2 separate regions of the Mus musculus genome follow, and region 1 is linked to region 2. Evidence: chromatin contacts called from ENCODE Hi-C or POLR2A ChIA-PET data. All regions are on one chromosome and are shown on one strand. The core of a region is the stretch at or near the end of the contact, and the rest is flanking DNA. Distances in the headings are between cores, read along the strand shown. Region 1 holds the start of Tex2 (testis expressed gene 2). Region 2 holds the start of Ern1 (endoplasmic reticulum (ER) to nucleus signalling 1).

Region 1 (4,444 bases), core at 1,631-4,130, 130 kb after region 2:
ACACAGCACAGCAGCTCATTAGCCAGAGCCAAGCCTGACCTGTCATATGGACGCTGCCCTAAGTTAACTCTCGCAAACTCCACTTGGCTCCAGGAAAAGCAAAGCCGTACAGTACAATGGGAAAAGCAGGTCTTGGGTTCAAAAAGACCTACGACTTGAAAAAACACCTTTATTCAGCAGTGGCGCACAACTTTAATCCCAGCACTTGGGAGGCAGGGGCAAGTGGATCTCTGAGCTGAAGGCCAGCCTGGCCTACAGAGAGAGTTTCAGGACACTGTGTCAAAAAAAAAAAAAAAAAAAAGAAAAGAAAAGAAAAGGAAAGGAAAGGAAAGACAAGACAAGACAAGACAAGACAAGACCAAAGCCCCACCTCTTCAGCTCCAGTCAGCTTCTGCTCTGGGAGAGAATCAAAGAATCCAAAACCCCTGTGACCTCAACAAGCCCTAAGTGGGACTCTTAGAAGATACTAAGGGTCAAACCGGAGACAGAATTCCTTGAAGGAAAAAAGGAAAAGGATGGAAAGAAAACCTTGAGGGCAGCATTCTGCAATGATCTTCCTAATTTGTGAATTAATGAACTCGTAAGAAAAAGGGAAAGACAAGACGCCTAACATCAAGACACTGGCCAACAAACATAAAGATGAATATAATTTTGTATTGAACCTGACACAGAAACTGGCCTTTGAAGATTCAGTTTGCTATCAAAGTAATCTGAGGCAGAAAGATTTCTCCCTCTCTGTTTTTATTGAGTAACATTCTGTATATTTCTCTCTTCCTACTTCAAGGGCCTCAGAAAACAAGAGCTTTTGACTTTGATGGAACTCCTTCCTCCTCCTCCACCCCTACCACAGCCACAAAGCCTAGCAGATTCTAGCACATCACAGACTCTCAATAAAAAGTTATCAAATAAATATTTTTGACTCTGGGCAATGTCTTTGTTCATAAAATCCTACAGTTAGTCTTAGTGTCATCAGGCTGAGGAGATGGCTCAATTGGTAGCGGGCTTGCCTACCACACATGAAGCCCTGGCTTTGATTCCAACACCACACAAACCTGGTGTGGAGACGCAGGACAGAAACCCTAGCGCTCAGGAACTGGCAGCAAAAGGATCAGACATTCAATGTCTATCTCAGCTAGGAACAAGGCCAACCTGGGATATGAGAGACCTTTTCTCAAAATACATACATACATACATACATACATACATACATAATACACACATACTACATACACACACATAGGAGGTTGGGGGCAGCCTAACCTTTGCTGCCTTTCCTAGAAGCAGTCTAAGAACATAACCTCTAATCACATACAGTGGTCTAGCATCGGCTAGTGGTCTAGCATCGGCTACAGCTCTCACTTCTCGCCACTCAGCCCAAACTGTCCTTCCTCGCCTATCCTTTACTACCTGTCAGTGAACTTCATCACCTCCACGTTCTAATCTGAATCTCCTTGCTCATCTCCTTTCCTGAAGACACACGTACAAGGATGTGCAGTCCCCCAGAGCCCTCCTCTATCCCTCTCCAAGCCTTCATGTCCCCTCCCTGGGAGCCCAAGGAGCAAAGATCAGCCACACTCTGGCTTCATTCTCGTAGCCTGAAGACATTTATCTGTTTGGAAGACTCTGAAAAGATACTGAAACCATTTAAGGGTTGGGAAAAGCTAACAGAAACGTTTCTCACCGGCCAATAAATCCAGACCCTTCAAACTCCCTTCCCCAAGCGCCAGAGATCACTTGTCCCTCAGTTTCCCTTGTTATTTTCCACATACAATTCACTTTCTCTTTGGATTTAATCTAGCTCCTGAAAAGACAATTCCTCTCAATTGAGCAATGGTGTCAAGACATTTGGACCTCACACCGGAACAGGACACAACCTGTGTCTTCAGGTTGTCACACTTTTCCTTTAACTCTAAAAAAATATGTCCTCCTCATCTATGAAATCTAATGACAAAGTAAGTACTCCTTAGCTCTAAGGGGAAAAAAAAGAGCGAGGGTGTTTAACAGACTTTGCCCTTAAATTTGATGCCGTGTAACCATAACAACTGATGGTTTAGGTAACCATCAACCCACTGAGGGGCTAAGTTTTCCAAAAATCGTTTTTCAGTGGGGGAAAAACTCCCTTGCACCAACTCCCGCGCGTAGAGTCGGCACTCCGGAGTGGCATGTGGTGCAATGGAGCCGGCAGCTCCTGTCCCTGCATCGGTCCCCCGGTCTCCACCACCGTCATCTCCATGCTCCCAGCGGGGCAGCTAGCGTTAGGCCTCAGCCCAATGTCACTTGTTAACCTTCCGATCTCCCCGGTTTTTGGTACGCCGCCACCTCCCTTTGAAAGCACACAAGCCACCCCTCGGTCCCCGGTGTCCGCCAGGAGTTGGGAGAAAAACAAGCGAGGCGCCGACAGCCACTGACAGATTCGCGCAAAAGTAACCGCGCTCCTCCATTCCCAAGCTTCTCCCACGGTGGCCCAGGGGGCGGAGGACGGCAAGGGCCCCACGCACAGAGGTGACAAGTGTTTTCCTTCAACGAGCGTGTGAATGCTGCTTTCCCGGACCCACACCGAGCCGCGGACGCTAGGCTGGGACCTGACGGCTTGCACCTCCCGCCCCGGGGCGACTCCGCCCTGCCCGGCCCCCAAGCAGGGAAGGTCTCTCCCGGGGCCACCCATGCCGGCGTCCCGAGCCCTGGTAGTGTGGAAGGGACCGAGCCCCGCTGCGCCAACGGCTGCGGGAGCTGCCGGTGTCCCGTAGCCGGGCCACCCAGTCAGGGCCTGCTCCGCCCGTCGCCCCACCTGGCCCGGAGCGCGCTCACCCCGGATCCGCTGGCTGCCTCATCCTACTACACCGGCGCCCGTACTTGGCGGCCGCCGCGGCTCCTGCTCCAGCTCCAGCTCCGGCTCTGGCTGGGGCCGCCGTGCTGCTGCCCGCCCGCCCCCGGGCACCGGCCGTCCCGCCCCGCCGGCGGACCCGCCCCGCGGCCGCGGCCCCCACCGCCCAACCACAGGGCGGAGGGGGCGGGGCCAGCCGCGCACCAGACATGACCAATCCAGCCAGTGCCGCGCGCCCGCGACGGGCCTGGAGGATCGGCCAGCGATCGGTCAGGGCTGTTAAAGGGGCTGCGGCGCTGCGGACTGGAAAGAAGGGGAGGCCGCGAAAAACTGCGGGTTACCTGGCAGAATCCCAGTGGGAGGAGCGAGCGTTGCACTCTCCCAATTGAAACTGAGGCGCTTTCCCCAGCTCTTTGCATTTCTTAATTTCCTCTTCCTGCAATTTAGCAACAAGTGCCTCCAAGCCGTGAGGGAAACTGTCTGGCTAGGCAGATTCTTAGGAACAGAGGTCTTAGGAGGACGTCGGACTTTATCAATCCCTGCTAGTTCCAGAAACTGGATGTCTGAGCTCCTCCTCCACACCTGACCGTAACAACCAATCGCAAACTGATTAGTAGAATTAGCGCCTAGAATTCGTGTGACGTAAATATATCATATATTATGATCTTGGGTTTTTTTTTAATACAGGGTCTCCTGTAGACTAGGCTGTTTTCAGAATTGATATGTAGCTGAAGATAGCCTTGAACTCTTAGCCTCCTGCCTCTGCCTCTACCGCTATGACTATAGGCATACACCACTACACCTGGATAACATAAGTTTACCTTAGAGGGATCGTGTCTAGGGCCCAGATAAAGGAAGGTGACTTTTAAAAATGAGTTCTCGCTTAAAATGTGCTTGGAATGGTGGAGGCTATTTTTACACCCATCAGTTCCTTACAGGGTAAAGGGAGGGGTGGAGGGGGCAGAGGGTAGGCAGGTCCCGCAGGTCCCTCATAGCACAGGGGCAGGTTGTGAGAGTGTCTTTGCTTATCAACTTTGCCTTCTAAATGAGTGGGTCCCAAACTTCAGCATCAGCCCATCCCAGAGGACTCTAGCATGTCTCAACTTTGCAATGACTGGGTCTGGGCCGTTTATTTTTCAACATTCTTTCCCCAGGAGATTCCAGTAGGGGGCGCTCTGGGGGGGCATGCTTTTTTTTTTTTTTTTTGGTTTTTCAAGACAGGGTTTCTCTGTGTAGCCCTGGCTGTCCTGGAACGCACTCTGTAGACCAGGCTGGCCTCAAACTCAGAAATCCGCCTGCCTCTGCCTCCCAAGTGCTGGGATTAAAGGCGTGCGCCACCACGCCCGGCTAGGGGCCATACTCTTTCGAGTCTCTCATTGCTGTGAAATTAAAACTCAACCGGCGGAAAATAAAGCTAGATTCCTCTGTACAATCAAAATCCATGATATGTTTGGGAGACTTGCTAGTCAGTAAACCTAGAGACCAAAAAGGAGCTCAGACTGGCCCCCTGCATGTGACACAGCACGAACTGAATGTTGACGGGCTCTAGACGCAACAGATGACAGCTGGAACTCCTCCAAGAGGAAAGGCAAGGCTGTGACCTAGCACATAAGGAAGTCA
Region 2 (4,601 bases), core at 1,350-3,849:
CTACAGTCCTTGGTTCTCAGGGACTTTTCCTTAACCCACATCAAACCAAATACCGACTAAATAAACTTGATATATCTTCGCTGAGCTTTTTTTTTTTTTAAACAAACGCATTTGGTCTCACATGCTGCCAATCTTGAAGTGGTGCCCATGTAAAATTAACCCACATTAGGTATAAGATAAGGGTCTGGGAAGAAAGGGAAAACTCTAGAATGTAACTAACTTATTAAGCACATTCTGGATTGACAAAAGCAGCCTCCAGTGCTTACTAATAAGGATGTTACTGCATTTTGGGTCTTGTAGCCTCGAATGTCAACTAATACTGAGTCAGTGTCAGGCTCAATTAAAAAACACACTCCCTGAAAATCAGAGCATTGCCTCCAGTGCACAAGCTACTCCATCGGTCAAAACAAAATAACCATAAAAGCACAACACTTACAATGAAGGAGTAAAAGGCACTTTGGCAGGGAGAGGAAGAGAATACACACACACCAGCTCGTATGTGCAAGTACCTTCCCTCCCACGCACTAGCTGCCCCCATTTCACAGATCAGGAAACTGAGTCCCTAAAAAAAAAAAATAACTTGCCTGAGGATACAGCTAGCAAGTTCTCAGTTAGACTGGGCTATCTGATGTAACAGCTGCTGTGCTTTGCCCAGCGTCATTGCTGTCTACTCTAAGTATGAATTCTGCTCTGACTTCCACTTCAGGTCTTAAAAATCCTATCTTACTATGTTTGGAGTTAAAGAAATCTTTTATTAGAAGAAAATTCTGAAAAGTAAAAGCCAACCTTTCGACTAAAAAAGTTACAGTAAAACAACCTTTGCTAAGGGCCTGGAATCTTTTATGTGAACTCTGACAAGTCTGCGTTTCTAAGCAGGACTTGAAAATACATGAACTAAAACTAAAGCTAAATCGTTGCTGGCTCCTTCTCCTATGCTGCTGAGTGACAAAAACACTAGAATCCAGCAAAAGCAGAAGAAATGCAAAGCTGTTCAGAAGGAAACCGGGTCCACCTCGGCTGGGAAACTATGAAACGTTCGAGCTCCATGGGAAACATCCAGTCATTCTGTTTATACTCGTTATCTGTGAGCAGATACCAGGCAGCAATCAATCAACCCAAGGTGAAGCGCCCAAGTTCAAAACCTGGTCCTAGTTGTGAAAAGTACATCTTTTCTTTTTAATTAGGAGAAGAAGAAGAAAACAAAACAAAAACAAAAAAACAAAAAACACCTAGGGTCTACCATGAAGAAAACGCATATAAATTTCCGTTTGGAAAAAAACAAACCAACTTGAATTTGAAAAAGTAGACCTTCTTTAATACTTCAGTAGTCTCTAAATTCTAATTTGTTATTCTGAGAGCACAGACAATTATTTACCTACAAGGCATAAGAGTTCAAAGAGTTGGCCGCGGCTGGCCCGCGGGTCTCCACACATGTCAGTCTTCCACCAGGACACCTGGTACATGATATGCCATATTAAAGGGAACACGGTACCTTCAAAGAGGTCATTAAATAGAACCAGCACAAGTGTACCATGCCCACATCCTGAAAAGTGCATTTTAAAAAAATTTTAAAGCCCCCAGTTCTTCCAACCAGAAGATGAAAATAGCCATGTCCGCCTACAAAATGTCCTCTTTAGCCAAAGTGTTCAAATCCTGAGTGGATAAAGAGTTAAATAAATATAAACCGATATTCTTCTCAAAAAAAAAAAAAAAAAAAGCGAAGACGTTTCTGACGGCCCCGCACGTGAGACAGCTTTAAGTTTTGCAGTACAACTCTGGCCCACACACCGGGTCTTTAAAAGGATCCAATGCCCACAGCTTAACTTGTTTAATGACACCTTCACTGTCTAGCAAAATTACTAGTAGGAAGCCCCCTGCCTCCGAATACAAAGAAACCTTCGGGTCAGGTAGGCAGAAACCAGCGGCGGCTGGCTAAAAACGCCGTGCCCATTCCCGGCTTCAAACGCTTTCCAAAGTCTCATTTAAAAACAAAACAAAACAAAAAACTTTCGAGTAAAGACTCAAAACTCCAGTCCACCACCCGCTTCCCCCGGCTTCGGGTGTCCATCCGCGGCCACGGCGGCAGTGCGGGCGCCCACCTGTGGAGACCGCGGGGCAGGTGGGCAGCGCGCCCAGGGCCCGGCCTTTGGGAGACAGCTCCGAGTCGCGCGCGTCCCGGGCCGTGGAGCCGCTCGCGGTCTGCCTCGGCCGCGCTGGCCCCGGAGGCGCCTCCGGAGGCGGACGCCAGTGTGTGGCCGGCCGACGCAGCTCCCACCGCCAAGCCTCCCGCAGCTGCCTCAGCCCAGGCGCCGGGCCTCCCGCCGCTGCGGCCCGGCTCGGACGCCAGCCCCCGCCACCGCGCGACTCTCCTCTGGCCGCGAGCCGGCCCGTCCCCGCACCGCACTCCCCTGGTTACTCACCCCGGGGCCGGGCGGCGGTAGCAGCAGCGCCAGCAGGAGCAACAGCCACCGGGCCGGCATGGCAGGACGTGGCCCTGACTCCGGGCCCCGCCGGCCGGTTCTGGAGCCCGCGCGAACAGAGGGCTGGACGGGGGCGCCGCAACGACAGCGCGGCACCGGCGGAGGATCGGTGGACACGGAGCTGACTGGGCGGCGGCGACACCCCCATTCCCAGCCCTATAAGTGCCTTGTGTCCCGGCTTCTTCCGGTCGGGGCGGGCTTTAGGGCGGTCCCGGGGGCGGGGGCTGTGAGAGGCGGAGTCACTGCCTGGATGGGGAGGAGCCTATGTTGTTTTGTGGGCGTGGTAAGAGTGGGAGGGTGGGGTTAGAGGCCAACGCGGTGCTAGCTTCTAGCTGCCTCCTATCCTGGGCGCTAGAAGCCGAAGACCAACTCTTGGCTTTGGGTATTTGTGGACGCTGTGCTTCTGAATGAAGAAGCTTGTTCGCAAGCCAAGGGAAAATGACATGTTGCCCCACAGGAAGTCCCACTCGCCCGATGAAGAACCCGAGGCGCCAGGCTTGCCCACAACCCTCCGTCTCCCTGCTGCCGGCCACCACTTACAAGGGTTGTCTAAGCGACCTCTAGAGCAGAGCAAGGGTTTCAGCAGCTGGCGGAAATTCGACCCTGAGACGCAGCCTTAGAGTTCACTGACGAGGGTCCTCCAGCTGTGCCTCATCCAGCCCGAAGGCCCCTTTCTTCCCTAGCCTTGCCCCTCAGGAATTCCCCGAAAGTCATGTCCAGCAGCCATCCGTTCCTCTCGGGATGAACAACAGCCAACTCATTCACCAAAAATTATAAGGAAATCATGCGGGCCTCTCGTGTCACATGTGTTTATGTGACCTTTGTAGATGTGGCCTGGTGAAGCTTGAGAGGACATGTGTCACAACTCTTTGGAGGTGGGCTGAGGACTCCAAGGTCTATTTAAGGGTGTGGATTATTAATCAGAACTAATGAGCCCAATAAGTTGTTTGGTCACTGGGTCCCAAGCTGCCCTCCTCTGAGTTGGAAGAGGGAGAACTTGTTTATAATAGGAAAGACAAAACATTCAGTGCTCAAGGAAAAAGTAGCTTATTATTCTAGTAGAAAAAGGGAGTTGCTGGGAGTGTAGTTCTGTTGGTACAGCACTTGCATAGTCTGCGAGAGAGGTACTGGGCTACATCTCCAGCCCTCCCAATATTGGATGTGTTGCCTCACACCTGAAATCCCAGCACCCTGGGGGTGGAGACAGGATCCGAAGTTCTAAGTAATCCTTGGCTACCTAGTGAGTTTGAAGCCAACCCAGATTATGTGGGGCCACGGGAGAACCGGAGCAAATTCTCTGTTTCCCCTGGCTTGCTCCTTTGACAGCCCGTTGGAATTTTCAGGTTTTTGAAGAGAAAAGGTTATCCTAGGGGGGGAAAAAACCGCAAAGAGGTAGTATATGATAGGTAGGGATTAGGGGTGTGTTGGGCTAAGGGCCCAGTCAGTATGTGCTTTGGGTCAACTCTATCCAATGGTAACAGACAGAACTGTCCCTAGGAAGACCAATCCTATTCCTGCCTCTACCCCCACAACCTGGAACAGCTCCCACCATGCTGCAGAAGCCAGCACCAGCTTGGGAAGGGAATTTTGGGCAAGTTTGAAAGCAGCAGACACAATTTGAAGTGTTACCCACAAGTCTCAAGGCAAATAAGTTTGGGATTTGCAGAGAGAATGGGGAAGACTAGAAGCTCCGACACTCCTGAGCATGCTCCCCCCCCCCCCCCCCCGCCCGGAAGCCATGGAGCTGGCCAATGATGCAAGCTGACAACGGGACCTGTGAGACCACATGCTTGGATTTTCAAATGAAAAACCCTGGAGCCTGGAGCCAGTGACATGACTCACATTCAGCAGATAACAACGTGTGATGTGCAAGCCTGACTTCAGTCCTCCTATTAGTGAAAGGAGAAAGCAAGCTCCTGGAAGTTGACCTCTGACCTCTCATACATATTGTAACATACGCAAACCCCCACTCATACTCACAAGTCACATAGTAATAAACTTTAAAAAAAAATTTTTTTTTTTTAAAGTTTGATTGAAAAAACTGCTTTGGAGCTGGAGAGATGGTTTAGCCCTTAAGCATGCATGCTGTTTTCCCAGAGGCTCCAAGTTCAAGTCCCATCA

What was found. A loop is a pair of places that touch in the nucleus more often than their neighbours do. ChIA-PET counts read pairs that join two places held with the same protein, here RNA polymerase II (POLR2A).
Region 1: POLR2A ChIA-PET joins it to region 2 with 11 read pairs in embryonic stem cell. The contact joins the promoter of Tex2 here to the promoter of Ern1 in region 2. A Hi-C loop is called at or near these places in 4 of 37 maps with a recorded cell type or tissue (adrenal gland, left cerebral cortex and v-Abl transformed pro-B cells). POLR2A ChIA-PET finds 5 or more read pairs at or near these places in 4 of 5 experiments (Patski and embryonic stem cell).

What each region holds. Positions count from the first base shown.
Region 1 is chr11:106,610,050-106,614,493 of GRCm38, forward strand. It overlaps Tex2 (testis expressed gene 2), which reads right to left and starts at 2,881. Exons shown (of 12, transcript NM_198292.3): 1 at 2,809-2,881.
Region 2 is chr11:106,485,197-106,489,797 of GRCm38, forward strand. Ern1 (endoplasmic reticulum (ER) to nucleus signalling 1) reads right to left here and starts at 2,600. Exons shown (of 22, transcript NM_023913.2): 1 at 2,421-2,600. The coding sequence starts at 2,480.